Linked DNA regions of Homo sapiens: regions 1 and 2 are each linked to region 3. A link is a contact called in ENCODE Hi-C data. All regions are on one chromosome and are shown on one strand. The core of a region is the stretch at or near the end of the contact, and the rest is flanking DNA. Distances in the headings are between cores, read along the strand shown.

Region 1 (3,658 bases), core at 499-2,998, 880 kb after region 3:
GAGATTTTGGACTAGTGATGGATTTTTGTAGTAAAACCCTTAAAAGCTTATAGTTTTCCCAGTAAAAATGATCTAGCACCAAGCTTACTGGGGAAATAACTCTAAAGATAAAACAACAACAACAACAAAGAAACAAACAGCAAAAAAAGAACACTAAACCAAATCAAACTTGGATACTGGTCTTAACTAGCCATGTGATGTGATCTTGGGAAAGGGATATCTCCAAGCTTTCTTTTCTTTCTTTTTTTTTTGAGACAGTCACCCTCTGTCGCCCAGGCTTGAGTGCAGTGGCGCGATCTCAGCTCACTGCAAGCTCCACCTCCGGGGTTCACGCCATTCTCCTGCCTCAGCCTCCCGAGCAGCTGGGACTACAGGCTCCTGCCACCACGCCCGGCTAATTTTTTTGTATTTTTTTTTTAGTAGAGACGGGGTTTCACCGTGTTAGCCGGATGGTCTCGATCTCCTGACCTCGCTATCCGCCCGCCTCGGCCTCCCTAAGGGCTGGGATTACAGGCCTGAGCCACAGCGCCCGGCCTCCAAGCTTTATTTTCTCATCTATAAAATAGGGATCATAGTGTTCTTTCTTTCAACCTCACAGGGTTGTAGTAATGATCAAAAGAGTTACCATGAACATGACTTAAAAATTGCAAAGTGCAACAAAGATTAGGTATCATTAACTGATGTGTTCGGGAATACAATATTTGCATGTGATATTTAAGAACAAAGATATAACAAGAAAAACAGAATCTTCATAATCTCATCTGTTCTAAATATTTCTGCGCGATCCAACAGTTTCTTTTCCACACATTATTTGAACACTCTCTATCAAACAACAAAACAAATAAGAGTAACAACGAAAACACTCATAAGTGTTAAATGACCATTTTTAAGCAACTGTTTCTCCTGTCCCCCAAAAGCAATATGTTGTTTGAAAAACAAAAGCTGGGTGCAGCTTTAAATCCTGGTAAAACTAAACAAATCTCTTCAATTCACTGAAATTGGCCAGGGAATAATTGGCTGTTCTTGGACTCACCTGTCATTAATGCTGTTTAAAATTCAAAACCCTGCAAATCTTTCTTTATTGTCAATTAATAAAGCAAAGAAAATTAAATTCTTCATTATAGAAACATAAGTAATAAAACATTCCAATTCATATGACAAGATCAGTGTACTGCAATCACTGTTAAATGGATTAGACATAGCTTGCTTTTTTTTTTAACCTTTTGAAGTGTTTGCAGGAAGAGTAAATTATAGGAGTATTTGAAAGAATGATTATATATATTCTGTTTATATTTTGTAGAGGAAAAATAGAAAGATATTTCAAGATGTATATTCAGATTTTTTGTTTGCTAGTTCATCTATGCTGGTCTAAACACATAGATGAGATAGGCACCTGATTAGTTGTATTCTAGGGGCAGCATAATGTCCCATCAGTCCCTTTCTGACAAATAACCTAGAACTCTCAGCAGTAGAAGCACTATGTAAACAGATACTTAATCTGTTAAGGATATATCACCCTCTGGCATGGGTTAGTAAATCAGTTTAACTCAAAATAGTGGGAGATGAAACTAAAATTTTTAAATTGAAGGCATGAGTCAGGGAAAGTTTAGTAACAGAGGTGTGTCTTTAGGGTAGAAAAAGCAGAAACAATGTATTTGCTCCTAGGAATAACTCTCAACAGTCAGGTGGCAGCAAAAAGATACTGAAAAACTGAGATAGGGGAAGTAGGGAATCGCCAAAGTTCCCTATATTTCGTCTTTTTCAAATGTTTTCTGGGGCTACCAACATGAGTGACCTTTGTAGCAAACTGCCTCTCTGTATTTTCAGTTCCTCTTCTGATTAAGGGCCTCTTTATGATAAGCTCTCTGAAGCTACACAGGAGAGCATTATTATCTATTCTTATACTGTGTGCTGTTTGCTTTTACTTTTGTATAATCTGTAGTGAACTGGTTTGGTTCCTATATATTTTTTTTTATCTAGAGAGCTGCTTATGTGTAAATCCTCTCTGTAGGGAAATAAATGGCAAAGATACTTTCTGTAATTTATTCCATCACATCTATAGATATTTTAAGTCTACTTAAAAACAAGTAATGTCTTAAGTAGACTTATGAAAAGACTGTATATTTGGCTACCAGCGTTTGAAATCTAGAGTTGGAAAATAATTTCAGAAAATACCTACTTTAACCACACATCTTCATGACAGACATACATAAACCAACCCAAGTCCCTGAGACTCGCTCCATTTTATATACCTCAGAGAAGAATCCATAATTAACCGGGCTTTTCAACTCCAGCTCTGATAATTTCAGATGTTAGAAAATGATTTCTTATACCAAACTTAAATATAAATTCCCCACTTTATTCTAAAATAACTTCATTTGTTCTCTGCAATAAAAAGTCATTTTCTCACCTTTTAAAAAATATGAATGAATGATTATTTTCTTTTATTCTCAATCTCCCTAAGGGCTTTAATAAACTCTATCCGAATTCTCCCTATTGCTCTGCCTTTGAAGCCCAGAGCTGGACACAGTCTTCCAGTAAAAAGCCAGCCTAGACCAGGTCTTCTGAATATTAAAGTTTGTGGCATCCATTGTTTTCCATTTACCGTTAAGCAGAGACAATATGGTTACAGTTATATTTAATGGACCTGACGCCTACTAAACATGAGTGAGCTGTATGAGGCCTGGAGATAAGTGCAGATTTGGGTAAGTACCCAGGAGTTTTGACGTCATTTAAAAGCTCACTGTACATCTAAAAAGTGGAATCCGAAGCATAAGGTAAAATAGTTTTTTGAGTATATTTATTGAACTTCCTATCACAGCCAAATTTTGGGGAAATCGACTTTATCTTTGACCCTTTTAGTGTCAAATATCCTTTGAAATCAAGAATAAAAACAAAGGTTGTTCTCACATGCCTCAGGTTCCCAAAAGTTAGTTAATAGGAGACATAAGAGATATATGATACTAAATATAATACTATCTCCTTTCAAATTTGATAGCAGGCCTGGTCATTAGAGAGAACTGAGATGTGCAATTGCTTTGGCTATTCATTTCCAGAAACGAAAAAGAAGCCACAGTTTATACTGTATGTAGCATATTACTTTCTAAATGAGGCATACGTTTCAGGATTCTGAAACTAAGTTAAAAAAACAGATTTTGAAGCCTCTAGATTGGATTCCTGAGACACTGGATGATAGCTAGGAAATAATGCTGGACTAAGATTGAATTGTTCAAAACGCAAGGGGGCTCCAGAAATTTCTGGTGATTATTTTTTAATCCAAAAATAACAGGAAGTTTTTCAGGGTCAACAAAATGAAAGTAGAAATTTATTTCCAGTATTAAGGCATCACATGCACAAAATCTCTCTTCATGGAGACCCTCTATTTTGCAAAATGAATGATTGTGTTGTCAAGAGAAAATTGGGCTCCAGGGACCATACTGAGAAGTTTCTGGGGACTCTTAAAGATGAGTAAGACATTATCAGGCCCAGATCTTGAGGTACCAGCCACCCCCAGGGACCTCCAATTAAATGTATTCAAATAAACGCTATACTGGCCCATTGTCCACATACTTATGTTGCATTTTAAATGGTCTCATTTGAATGTGGTTGTAATTCATTTGAATCCACAATCTTGCCTTGTCTGTATTAATGACAATAC
Region 2 (3,870 bases), core at 1,271-3,770, 680 kb after region 3:
ATAATATCTGTCCTGTCTGTATCATGCACCACTGTGAGGCCTGAAAAAAAGGGGATGTAGTGCAAGAGTAACACAGTAGCACTAGTAATACCATCAAGCAGGGATAGCCCAAGCGCAGTACTGTTACACACATGGTTTTGAAAAGCAGGTTGCAAACCATAAAATGATCCAAAGGTTAGGTAATTCTGTCACCTTTCCCTTCCTTACTGAGGCTAGCTGTTCTGGTGAACATATTTGGATTCAATTCAATGTTTTATTGAGTGTCTTCTAAGTACAAGTTAGTATGATAGGTGGTGAAACTCAAACTATCCCCTTGGCTCAAAGCAACATTTTCAATGTTACTGCTCAGCCGCACTTATACACAGCCTGGAAAACCTGTAAGAGCTCTGCTGCTGCTGAAGACCAAGGATTTCTTTTGTTTTTCTCCATTTTCCTTAGTCATTTTACATGAACAGGGAGAAAGAATGTTAGGATCTTCCTTCATCTAACAAATGAATCATTTTGTTTTGTTAGCATGAATACTATCTGGAACATACAGCTATAATGGTAAAGACTGAATTCTAGAGTCAGCAGACCTGTTTTCAACTCTTAACAGTTGAGTTATTTAACATCATCAATTCAATTCAGACTTTGATCGTATGTCAAATTGGATTGAGGATAGGATCTATCTCATGGGAAGGCTGTGAAGATTAAGGGGGATAACAAATATGAAGTATGTAGCGCAGTAAGGACTCAAATATTAATCATTTTAAATTAGTAATTGTATTATTTCTAAACTGGGTGCTTGCTAAAGAAGATACACAGATTGTAAAATGAGATCTCCATTGTCAAGTATAGAATCCTTCTACATGGAATAAGCTGTACACCAATAATGTCATTTACCCTAAGAGACATATAGAAACTCTTTGTTATCCAGAATGCCATCTATGCAAAATATATTTAAGAGATGGGAAGTGAAAAATGAATCAATGCAGCTAAACTAGGTACCAGACAGTACATATATACCTTGTACAAGTGATGGGTCCAAAATAGTAGATGACTAATTGCCAACAGTAGATTTTTGTTGTAGTTACCTACAAGAGTAATCATGATTCTTCTCATGTGGCACTATTATTATTGATCTTTCACAGAAAGAGTCATGTTATCCATGCTCATGTGCAATGGACAAAGCTTTTCCAACTTCGTCCTGTTCTAGATGTTACATGCCAGAAGTTCACTCCTGCAATCAGCAAGTGGGACACAGGTAGAGAAAGACAGAGATTTCAAAGCCACACAGACAGAGCAGTCATTCCCAGACAGTCACTAACTCCACACCCACATTCAGTAGAGAGCACTGAAGGAAAGCCTTATCTGCACTTTCGAAGCTGATACGACAGATTTTAAGGTCTATCACTGAGCATCTGTGGACTCAGAGATAGAGAATGTCCTGAAAAATAGTAATAAGGTCCATGATAGAAGGAAATAACATGAGCTAAAATACACATAAAGGATTTAGAAGAGTTCTGCGAATGTGGAAAGTCCTTAAGAAAAGTGAGCTTTTATTATTATTTTTTGTAGGAAAAAAGCGACTTGGACCCACAAAACAGCAACAATGGAAACTGGACAGCTGAAAAATATGTAGAACCATTGGCAACTTAGAAATTTAGACCCCCAAATCACCAAAGAATATTTTATTTTTTCAACAGAACAAATTCCTTAGTAGATAGGGGCACTTGTAATACACTTGAAGACTTTCTTGTGGTTGATTTCATGTGTGGGTTAACTCTAAAGTAATCTGCATATACAGATTATTCCTTAGTTTTAAATTTGTCATCTTTATAAAGTTCCAACCTAAAACCCTTCCAGGTATTATTACACCCGAGAGTATACGGATCTACCTTAGCTGTTAAAGTCTGAGGGCCCACCCAGAGCGGGCAGATCAGATAAGCACGTCACCCCACAGGAAGCTGCTTTCAGTTGTTTGCTGGGGCATGCCTTGGTATCAGTCACAGATGTTACTCAAAGATGAGACCCCTTCAGCCCTTATTCAAAGCCCTTTTACTCTTCTTTGTTCCAATTCTGTAATAAACATTTATCGAATTTTAGATACTGACAAGGCCAGGAATATATGTCTGGCCAGCCACAGCCAGGTAAACATCATACGCAAACTAAAAGACAAATGCAGTCAGGGGAGCTGTGAACACGTTCAAGCCCCTGAACTATGACCTGTGCTTTGAGTTCTGTGTGAGACTGAAAAAGACAAACAGAAGAGTTGCCTGTTAGAGATAGTTTTGTTTTTCTGGTTTTAAAGATATAATCCTTAGATTTGTAAATCATTCTTGGTAAGGGGGAGACACTGCTTTCCAGTTGTCTACCATTTCACTTACCTGAACTTTTTGAATGCACAGTCCTATACATTCTTTGTCAGTACATTGATTTTAAAGTCGTTTTATAAAAGTTAATGACTCACGGGGCCATCTGTGCAACTTAAACACAATGGCAACCTATGCAGGTGGTTGCTGTGTGTCATATACTGTGCCTGCTGTGTATATTTCTTCTAATTAGTCATACATCCTGAATCAGTTAAGGATGACTGTGGTGAGAAATACAAATCATACCAGGACTGCTTTTAGCCTGACCTATGGTGAACTTGAATGAGTAAAGTACTCCCTGGAGAGAAAATTGCTCACTGTATAGGTAGGCGTACTCCTTTCTTTCAAGGCAACAGGATACATTTAACAACAAGGAAAAAGGAGTTTATCAAATATATCCTGAGTAAGACCCTTTGGTGGCGGGTTGTTTTTCAGGCTCAATTTCTTGGCTTCTCAGATCTATCCTTTAGAAAAAAAAAAAAAGAGTAGTCCAAAAGCTGAAATTCATCAAGAAACATATCCTGTTCATGAAGGAGTCCTAGTGGAGGATGGAAACAACTTTAATTTAGGTTCTAGTAAGCAGTCTGGGATGATTTTCAGATAAACCATGAAGCCATCAACTTGTATTTAATTTGCTGTCATAAAATTTAATTACTCTCAAGCAAAACAAGTTCTAATTAGATGTGATATGAAAAAATTAAAACACAGCATATTAACAAGTGAAACTGATCTCTAGATAATAAAAGTGAGAGAAAGTACATATTGAACTTAAGGAGTGGTCTGGAAAGAGTACCAACAACTAAACGAGGAAAATTTAGTGTGGTCGTGGTAGGAGGAAAGGTAGCCAAAGGAAAGAATCCTGTGTTAATGAGCCTCTGGTCAGTGACTGAGACTGTAGAAAAGAGTAAAAAATAAAATGAAAAAAGTCAAAGGAATTCTAGGTTGTCTGCACTCACCTCATTATACAACAGATGAAGAAACTGAGGCCTCTCATGGCAAAGTGACTTGTTCAAGGACACAAAGCAAGACAATGTTATTACTAAGGCATATGTGTGTCCTCTTCTTCATTGTTAGGTAATGTATGCTAAAGTATAGTGGGCACTGTCTTCATATTTGGATGTGAAGAGAGGCAGTTTCTAGTAGTATTTAAGATGATAGGTAGACTACCAATAAAATAATTTGCTAAATATACATGATACTCATTTAAAATAGATTCCTTCTACCAGTAATGTCACAACTGGTAGTGTATGGAGGGTTTTGTCCATGTAATCCAAATTTGTGGCAAATTTTAGAAATTTTTCTTGGGAAAGGATATTTAATAAGAAAGTGATACAAACTTGAAATATAGCTTTAACAATCAATAAATTATCTAAGTACTTTTAAATGGACTGGAAGACCGAAGAAGATGTACAGATGGCAAACAAGTGTATGAAAAGGTGATCAACATCATTTGTCACTGGGAAATTAAAAATTAAAACAACAATGAGATTATACTACACACCTATTAGAGTGGCTAAAA
Region 3 (4,041 bases), core at 1,340-3,839:
TGTACTTAATAAATGTGTAAAGAGAAATGGTTTTAAACGGTGTTTTAATTCAAATTGGTAACATGCTATGAATTTTATGAGGAAGTAGATCTTAAGATATGAAAATTATATGTGTACTTCTTTTTGCTTTTGTTTGTTAGTTTTTATTTTCTCCTCCTTTTTTTCCTTTTTATTTTCATGGTCTTCTCTTTTTCTTTCCTCCCGCCTTTCTTACTTTTCCTCCGCTCTCCCTTCCTTCCCTCTTCTTTCCTTCTATTTGGTTTCTATCAATGGTCAGATTGAGAGCCGTGTAACCACTAGGTGGTGGTACAAGAACATAGGGAGAAGTATTTTTGTAAACAGACTGGGAATTTGTTTTGATTTCCTACTCAGTTTTTAAATTGCTATACCCTTGGGCCCTTAAATACCTCCTAAGGGATGCCATTGTGATTGCTGTTTAGTAGTTGAGCCAACATAAAATTGATGTTGAGCTTTACAACAGCTGTTATAGACCACTTTATGTTGATGCTGAAGCTTTTTAAAAATGCTGCTTGCATGAAAACGTTAACTCTTCGGTAGGAATCTGTTAAGTTTTCGGAGAGATTCGAAGGCCTTGCTTATATTTCTGGCTGATTTACAGATCTTACAATGTTGCAGTTGAGACTACTTAGAATATATACTCCTGCTTTATTTAGCTGACTGAATTTTCAGTAAAGACATGACAGTTTCCTAGCTACTTTCTATGGAAATGACAAAAGGCAGCTGCCCACTATGATTTTACCTTATTGACTGCAATTCAGTGTTTATGCACAACCTTGTGACATTGATCTTCATCTTAATGGCTAAAATATATTTTTTAAATGTTTTGAAATTTGAGATAAAAATATTTTTCTGTATATGAATTACCTTAATTTTTGGAAATGTACCTTTTCTCTTTTAATATTCTGAATATGTGCTTAGAAATTTTGGATCAGTTAATTCTCTTTAAACCACAGAAGAAAGTAATCCAGTATCAATATTGAAGAATCTTTGCTTACATTAGAACTGTATGATCATTTCAACACTTAAACTCTGCTGAAATTCTGTTTAATGCATTTAGTACAAGAGTGTGGTTGTAGTTATCCTGTAAAACATTCTTCTCAGAGCTGGCACACGTTCTACACTTATGTAGTGTCCTTGTTGGATTTGTAGAAACGGATCTACGAGGGCTCCCCTGCTTTGTCTTAGCATTTTTATGTCAACTTGAAAATCCCTATCTTTCTAAGAAGTAACCTTACAACAAGGTACTTACTGATTTACTTGGATGAGTCAGTTATTTTTGGATAAGTGTTGATGCATATCACCTCATTCTCATAGGGATTGAGGGTTCTACATACCATTTTTATTAGCATTCCCTGGGTTAGAAAATACTGTTGGCATTTTAGCTAAGTTGTCTTACAGGTTTTGATGATAATAGGGCTTTCTTACCATTTAACTTGTAGTCTTCCTAATGAAATTCTATGATTTGGTATCTTTTAACATTAAACTTGAAGACTTCATTTAAGGCATTTGGTGTTTAACTAAAAGCAAAATGGCTTCTTTGTACCTGTTTACACATTAGGAAAAAAAACAAAAAATGAGCACAGACTCCAACTCCATGGAAGAACACTGTTAAAAGAAGCATCTCTTAGATGATGAAAGCATTATAGCACTGTTCCAGTAAATAGCACCAACTGCAGCTGATTCTTTGGTTTTATTAGGAAAGATAGCACATTTTGTGATCTGCAACGTTTAAATCAATTGAACTATAGTGAAATCTCTCCCCTGAAATATCTATTACACAGCTTGCAACCTTTTGTTTAAGAGATTAAGTTTGCATCTCCTCATATTATCTCCTTGTAATTGGAAAACTTTCATTTTGACAGAGAAAATGTGCCAGTATCCCTGTGAGCCTTGCCACAAGCCAATGCAGAATGCCATCTGGAGGATGCATGCCCAAGTCATGCAACAGCCTCCTGTCGGGATGTATCAGGAACTTTGCAACAGAACAACTAATAACATCTTAAGCTCCATTTGTCTAGCTCGCTAGTCCTCTTGGCAGAGGTCATACCAGCAGTGGTTTTGTTGATTTGCTGCATCAAATGTAATTAGGCTAAAGCACTCACTGACAGAGCCTCTGATAATGGCATAAAAGCCTCAGGCTTAAATTTACCCATTGAGTCAAATTTAAGTGGATCAACAAAGACATACTAATTTCATCACTAGAACAGTAAAACAATTATTTTTAAAGGTGCTTATTTGGGACAACAAGATTTTCCTTTCTTTGGATCTCATAATTGTTTTATTTTAATTTTAATTTTAATTTAATTTAATTTATTTTATTTTACTTTTTAGTCGCTGGCTTCCAATGAAGTGGTTGATGTCTCTGACTAGGAAAGACAGTTTCATGTGTACACAAGCCATATATCCCTTCTGAATCTTACTCTCAAGTACCCTGTGGAAAATGATGAGATGTTTTTGTCAGGTTATATCCAAATAACTTTGAACTCTACCAGTTGCATACTCATAAGGGTAGCAGTAACATTATTACTGACCTTTTAACCCTTGCTTACTGGAAAACTCCAGTTGTACCAGTGGCCTCTTTATAAATGAGTCACTTTCAGGCTATGACTAAGATGAAGAAAGCATTACTTAGGGTTAAATTTAGGTCAAGTCTGGGCCCAGAGCACAAGACAGGCTTTAGTTGTTGTTAAGAGCCATAAGAAAACTATGAAAAGCATTTCTGCCTTATGCAGAGAAGAAACAATTCAACAGAAATAAGGTTTAACAGTTTCCTGCATAAATATTGTAAAGCAAGTCAGCAGGGGTCTGTGTTAGAGTGAGAGAGAGCTTGCAGGTGGTCTCAGCAGGAAGGAAGCACTTCCCTGGAATGCCTATATGGATGATCTGGATGAAGCTTTTTAAGAATTAGCAAAGAAATTAAGTATGATGGAATAAACAAGATAATAATAATATGTGAAATGTACTCTTTTAATTCATTTCTAAATTTTCTCTTGTGTTCACTGGTTTTCAAATATACCACCAGCACTAGAACTCCTAAGAAATCACTCTGAAATTTCCAGGGCATGGCAATGATTTCTGAGGATTTTGTACCTCATCGTGGAATTTGACTTAGTTTGAGTTCTAGGTATACTGCTTTTGATGATAGCAATAGGCACACGTGAGAATGAGGTTAAGTAAGTGTTTATTTGAGGATTTAATATTGTACACACTCTAGGAGTAAAGCAATTATCATGCTGTTAATTTCATATTCATGTATGGCTTATTTATTTGCTGTTTACCTCTCTGCATAATGAAAATGCCATGGAAATCTGCTTCTTCTAGCACTCTAATTTTAAATGAAGCTAAATGTTATGTATAATTTCAAGATACAGATTGCTAATTTCATTCTATTTTAAATACTGTATGCATGAGAAGCTTCTATGTTCTTGCAGAATCCATCTTTAACCAGAATCGAAGCATAATTTTCTAAGTAATTATGGAATAGTTAATACATTAAAATATGAATCAGGAGCATCATAGGCATATTTTGAACCATATAGTTTTCTAAACCTATATATATATGTATGTGTGTGTGTGTGTGTGTGTGTGTGTGTGTATTCCCTATCTCAGAGTCAACACCTTAGTTACTTTTCTGACAAATAAAATATAGTCATAACATAATCTCTCTTATTGCTCCTACTGATAAATTATTTGCATCTGGCTTACTTGTAATTTGGTGGCAAAATCAATGTTTGGTGAAATGATTCTGAAAACTTCAGGGGCACTATAGTTTTCATTTATTTACATGATATGCTATTTTTAAAGAACCAGTCATTGCCAGAATTCTACGTTAGTTCATCTTCTGAGAATATAATGGGAAAAAAAAGAAAGAAAGAAGTTCATATCTAATGTACATGGAGTTTTCTTCTCCAGTCTGATAATTCACTCAAGTAACATGCCTCAGATTTCACTTCCAGGCCCACCCTTGCTCGTCTCTGCTCAATACCAGAAACTAGAGTTGTGTGTCATCCAAGTTTTTCT

What was found. Hi-C counts contacts between places; a loop is a spot of excess contacts on that map. Pooled maps may share reads with other maps.
Region 1: a map of GM12878 shows a loop between it and region 3 (2.3-fold over the local background). The contact joins two enhancer-like sites. A Hi-C loop is called at or near these places in 1 of 168 maps with a recorded cell type or tissue (GM12878), 6 of 37 single-sample maps with no recorded cell type and 2 of 50 pooled maps.
Region 2: a loop to region 3 is called in a pooled map, with 17 times the contacts of the local background. The contact joins two enhancer-like sites. A Hi-C loop is called at or near these places in 7 of 37 single-sample maps with no recorded cell type and 11 of 50 pooled maps.

Annotation. Positions count from the first base shown.
Region 1 is chr2:181,989,908-181,993,565 of GRCh38, forward strand. The region is part of intron 2 of PPP1R1C (protein phosphatase 1 regulatory inhibitor subunit 1C); the gene reads left to right. Among named protein-coding and RNA genes, the nearest start is that of PPP1R1C, 5.9 kb to the left of the region's middle. Within about 2 kb of position 1,749, at least 2 of the 41 ENCODE cell types and tissues checked have a DNase peak (open chromatin) inside an H3K27ac peak, as active enhancers do.
Region 2 is chr2:181,788,916-181,792,785 of GRCh38, forward strand. No RefSeq gene overlaps it. Among named protein-coding and RNA genes, the nearest start is that of ITPRID2, 100 kb to the right of the region's middle. RefSeq lists an enhancer at 1,808-3,007. Within about 2 kb of position 2,521, at least 9 of the 41 ENCODE cell types and tissues checked have a DNase peak (open chromatin) inside an H3K27ac peak, as active enhancers do.
Region 3 is chr2:181,104,407-181,108,447 of GRCh38, forward strand. No RefSeq gene overlaps it. Among named protein-coding and RNA genes, the nearest start is that of LINC01934, 17 kb to the right of the region's middle. RefSeq lists an enhancer at 2,569-3,070. Within about 2 kb of position 2,590, at least 5 of the 41 ENCODE cell types and tissues checked have a DNase peak (open chromatin) inside an H3K27ac peak, as active enhancers do.